Regions from separate parts of the Homo sapiens genome. Here region 1 is linked to region 2. The links are chromatin loops, found by intact Hi-C in ENCODE. Cell type or tissue: transverse colon. All regions are shown on one strand.

Region 1 (2,500 bases), 300 kb before region 2:
TTCCTCCCACACCCCAAAGATGTGTACGATAGGTGAACTCACATGTCTCAGTTGTCCCAGTCTGAGTGAGTGCGGATGTGTGTGAGTGAGCCCTGCAATTGAATGGAATCCTGTGGAGGGCTGGCTCCCACTTGGCTCCCTAAGCTGCCGGAATAAACTGGCCACCTTCAACACTGAACTGGAATAACTCGGTAAATAATTATCTTACTTGTTTTTATTAACCTTTCTTAAATGTATATATAGCTCACATTTATTTCCATGTTTAATATTAGATCTTTATTTAGAAGTCTGGTGATGTTTTTGTGACCAAAACTATGCCTTAGGAACTTAACTCTTGTTTGTTATCAATTAACCTACCGTAAAACTGGTTTTGTTATACATCATTTTGCTTAAAGTCAGTTTCCAAGAACCTGTTAATAATGTTAAGTGATGACTTACTGTGTATATACACAGATTTGAAATTAAAAATTAAAAAGCTCTTCTGAAGTTGCAACCATAGTCAGAAGTAATAGAAAATAGAAATAAATTATTTCAAAAGGAGATTTCATTTTTGTCCAAAATCTTTTTATAAGGTTTAAAAAGCAAAAGTGTTAGGTTTTATTACATACATTTTTATCAATTTAAATTTACATTCTCATCACATTTTATAAAAGAAAATATAAATATATAACTAAAAATGCATGGAATAAGACTAAATGACCAAATCACAAACACATTAATTTTTTTCTGGCAGGTACAATTACAGATAATTAATAGTTTCTTTTCTACATTTCATAAATTTTCTAAGTATATAAAAAGATTGGTTTTATAAAAAGGAAGAAGTATGACAGACATCCTTTAAGTCAATACCCTATGCCTGCATATACTGAAAACAGGCACTGTCCTGGTGCTGAGCACAGCAGAAAGCAGCTGGCTCCCCACTGGAGGACCAGAAAGATAAGGATTCAGAGGCCTGATGTAAGCTGACTCGAAAAGGCCAAGAACTAGTAAATCAGAGAGAAGATCACAAACAACTGTGAGAAAAACAAAGGCTCCAATCTTGCGCTTCTTGGTCCCAAGGAAAGAGCTGAGCAGCAACATCAGGTAGAGAAAGTGGACATGCTGCCATCTGGTGGTGGCTATGAAAACTGGATAAAGACCATTCTGTAATCTTGACTATTTAGGACTAAAGCCTTGCTCCTCAAAGTGGTCCCTGGCTTGCCCTGGCAGCTAGTGAGAAATACAGAATCTCAGGTCCTGCCCTGAACCTGCTGAATCAAAACATGCATTTTAGCAGGCTCCCAAATAATTCATGTACATGTTAAGATGGAGAAACACTGGTTTAGAGAACAGCAGAAATCTTTAGCAAGACCCTTTATTTCTCACCTAGATGCCAAAAGCAGCCCCATCCTAAGAGATAAGGACCACTGTTATCAGCAAAATGGGGTACAGCAAACTTGAGGAAGAGTCAAGGGAGAAAGTATCTTTCATCATGGTCTGTAAATTGGAATGTTCATTCATCTGGATGTAAAACAACTCAAATCCTAATGTTATTGTGCTCAGGACCATAGATGCAAAAAACAAATGTTAGGCACAGATACAGCTCCCTAGCGGCAGCTCTTCCTAAAGACAATGCTTCCATCTGTCCCTTTAATGGATTAGGATGGGGAAGGATTAAGGTCCATAAAAACAAAGTAGATCCTCCTTCATTCCCATGGCCCTGGGCCTCCTCCTTTGATTCTCCCAGTCTCTTCAACTACTTTCTGGATAGAAACACCTTCTGGGAGCTAAAGTCTAAAGCTACATTATCCCATACATGGCCACTAACTTACATAAAATTACAGTTAATTAAATAAAATGAAATTTCTGGTTCTTCAGATGCATGAGCCACACACATTTCAACTGCTCAACAGTCACATGTGACGAGTGGCTATCATATCAGACAGAATAGGTGTAGGACATTTCCATCATCTAGGAAAATTATACTTCATGGACCTAGTCTAGAAAGATCCCCCAGCCCCACCTTAGGTTTTAAACTTTGTGCCATCAGTAAAATCTTAGAAACAAAATGTATGCATGTAACTCTATACAACTCTCTGGATGTATAAAGGAACAGTGATATTCAATATATAATTTCATTCAAAGATCATCACCTATAGAGTTCACATAGGCTTTATTTAGGCTTTTCCACAAGTTCTACTGCTGCGCCAGGAGTGGTGGCTCACGCCTATAATCACAGCACTTTAGGAGGCTGAAGGGAGTGGATCACCTGAGGTCAGGATTTGAAGACCAGTCTGACCAACAGAGTGAAACCCCATCTCTACAAAAAATACAAAATTAGCCGGGCATGGTGATGCATGCCTGTAATCCCAGCTACGTGGGAGGCTGAGGCAGGAGAATCGCTTGGACCCGGGAGATGGAGGTTGCAGTGAGCAGAGATTCTGCCATTGCACTCCAGCCTCGGCAACAAGGGCAAAACTCTGTTTCAAAAAAAAAAAAAAGAGAGAGAGAGAGAGAGAGT
Region 2 (2,500 bases):
AGCTACTTGGGAGGCTAAGGCAGGAGAATCGCTTAAACCCAGGAGGGAGAGGTTGCAGTGAGCCGAGATCGCGCCACTGCACTCTAGCCTAGGCAACAGAGCAACACTCTGTCTCAAAAAAAAAAAAAAGAAAGAAAGAAAAAAGAAAAAAAAAAGAAAACGGGACCAGGAACAATGGCTCACACCTGTAATCCCAGCACTTTGGGAGGCCAAGGCTGGCGGAGCTCAGGAGTTTGAGACCCTCCTGGGCTAATGGAGAGACCTCATCTCTACAAAATATACAAAAATTAGCCAGGCATGGCAGTGCACACCTGTACTCCCAGCTACTCGAGAGACTGAGGTGGGAAGGAACACTTAAGCCCGGGAGGTCAAGGCTACAGTGAGCTGTGGTCGGGCCATTGCATTCCAGTCTTGGTGACAGAGTGAGACCCTGGCTCAACATAAATAAAAATCAATCAATAAGAAAACAGAAAATAGTAAATGTTGGCAAGGATGTGGAGAAACTGGAACCCTTGTGCATTGCTGGTGGTAATGTAAAATGGTATAGCCACTGTGGAAAATAGTATGGTGGTTTCTCAAAATATTAAGCATAGAATTACCAAATGAAATTTGGTAATTATCAAATTACTAGCAATTCCACTTCTGGGTACATACACAAAAGAATTGAATGTGGCACTCAAACAGACATTTGCATACTCATATTCATGGTGGCACTATTCCCAAAAGCAGAAAGATGGAAACAACCCATCTATCAAAAGATGATTAAACAATATGGTATAAACATACGAAGGAATATTTTTCAGCCTTAAAACAAATGAAATTCTGATACATGCTATGACATGGATGAATCTTGAAGACATCATGCTAAGAGAAATGAGCCAGACACAAAGACAAATATTACATAATTCCATTTATACGAGGTACCTGGAGTACACAAATTCATAGAGTCAAAAAGTAGAACAATGGTTACCAAGGGCTATGGGCATGAGGTGATATTGTTTAATGGGCAGAGCTTGTTTAGGATGATGAAAAAGTTAGGGAGATGGATAGAGGTGATAGTTACACAATAATGTAAATGTACTTTATACCACCGAATTGTACACTTAAAAATGGTTTAAATGATAAATTTTAAGTTATGTACACAGTCATGTGCTGCATAAGGATGTTCCAGTCAACAATGGATTACACATATTACAGTGGTCCCATAAGATTATAATGGAGCTGTCCTATACACGTGTGCCCTTTTAAGAGATGGGGCCTCACTATGTTGCCCAGGCTGGAACGCAGTGCCTATTCATAGATGTGCTCATAGCACACTACAGCCTAGAACTCCTGATCTCAAGTGATCCTCCTACCTCAGCCTGAGTACCTGGAATTACAGGTGCACACCACCATGCCTGGCCTATTTTCTAATCTTTTATATCATATTTTAACTGTATCTTTTCTATGTTTAGATACACGAAAATTTACCACTGTGTTATAATTGTCTACAGTTATAGTATTCAGTACAGTGACATGCTGCACAAGTTTATGGCCCAGGAACCACAGACTATACCATATAGTCTAGGTGTGTAGTAGGCTATACTGTCCAGGTTAGTGTAAGTATACTCTATGATGTTTGCTTGACAAAATTACCTAATGATGCATTTCCCAGAACATATTCCTGTCATTAAGCAACAAATGACTGTATTTTACCATAATAAAAATATTTTTAAAAAAGGTCAACAGAGTAAATTTTATGTTATCTATATTGTACCACAATTTTAAAAACAAAACAAACTTTATTTGATTGCAAAGGATGAATCTGGCAAGACAAGAACAATGCCCTCTCATTTCCTTGACTGTTCACCTAGATACAGCATTATCTGTGACAAGGGAAAAAACATCTAATCTAAAGCTGAATTTTTTTCTACATTTAGTCCTATAATCCTTAGGTCACTTAACTGGGATACTCACTTTTTAAAAAAAGCAATGCTATATATTCAGTTTGTTCATGATTTAAGCCATTTAACAGGGAAATAAATATTTTAACATCCTAATCCTCTGCATACAGTACGGTATACTCTAACTTACAAAACAGAAAGCCAAAAGATTTCTTCTAGCTGTTAATATATTTCTACTTAGGAAAGTGGGCATGTAAGGAACAACATGCTCAGAACAGTAACATAAAAATTAAATTTGCTTCCCTAAAGCAGTAAAGATATCTGTTATATCAAAAGTAGTTAAAATGTGGTAATGAAGGAACACTAAGATATACAGGGTTCAAAATGAAAACAATGGAAAAAGATAATCCATGATTCTTTAATGAAGGTGTTTATATTCCACCTCTGAGAAAGCACCCTGGTATGTATTCCAAGGCTTTTCCCAGCTCTTTACCACTTTCTTTCACTGCTGCTTTTTATTTCTTTTCTTTTTCTTTTTTTTCCCGAGGAGGAAAGGAAGGCAGAGACAGAGAAGGGAAAATAAGATAATGGGAATAAACTGATAAGGAAGAAAGAAA

What was found. Peaks named below come from ENCODE experiments on the same cell type or tissue, not always from the same donor. Only the 100,000 strongest peaks of a DNase experiment are listed, where the experiment ranks them.
Region 1: a loop joins it to region 2, with 12 times the contacts of the local background. A loop is called at or near these places in 3 of 110 quality-filtered maps.

Annotation. Positions count from the first base shown.
Region 1 is chr3:36,867,942-36,870,441 of GRCh38, forward strand. All of the region lies in intron 9 of TRANK1 (tetratricopeptide repeat and ankyrin repeat containing 1), which reads right to left. Among named protein-coding and RNA genes, the nearest start is that of LINC02033, 47 kb to the left of the region's middle. RefSeq lists an enhancer at 1,161-1,220. In transverse colon, a CTCF peak has its summit at 1,128 (motif pointing left); no DNase peak of the experiment used is centred here.
Region 2 is chr3:37,167,539-37,170,038 of GRCh38, forward strand. All of the region lies in intron 1 of LRRFIP2 (LRR binding FLII interacting protein 2), which reads right to left. Among named protein-coding and RNA genes, the nearest start is that of LRRFIP2, 5.8 kb to the right of the region's middle. In transverse colon, no CTCF peak of the experiment used is centred here; a DNase peak (open chromatin) is centred at 1,529; H3K27ac peaks cover 1,748 bases.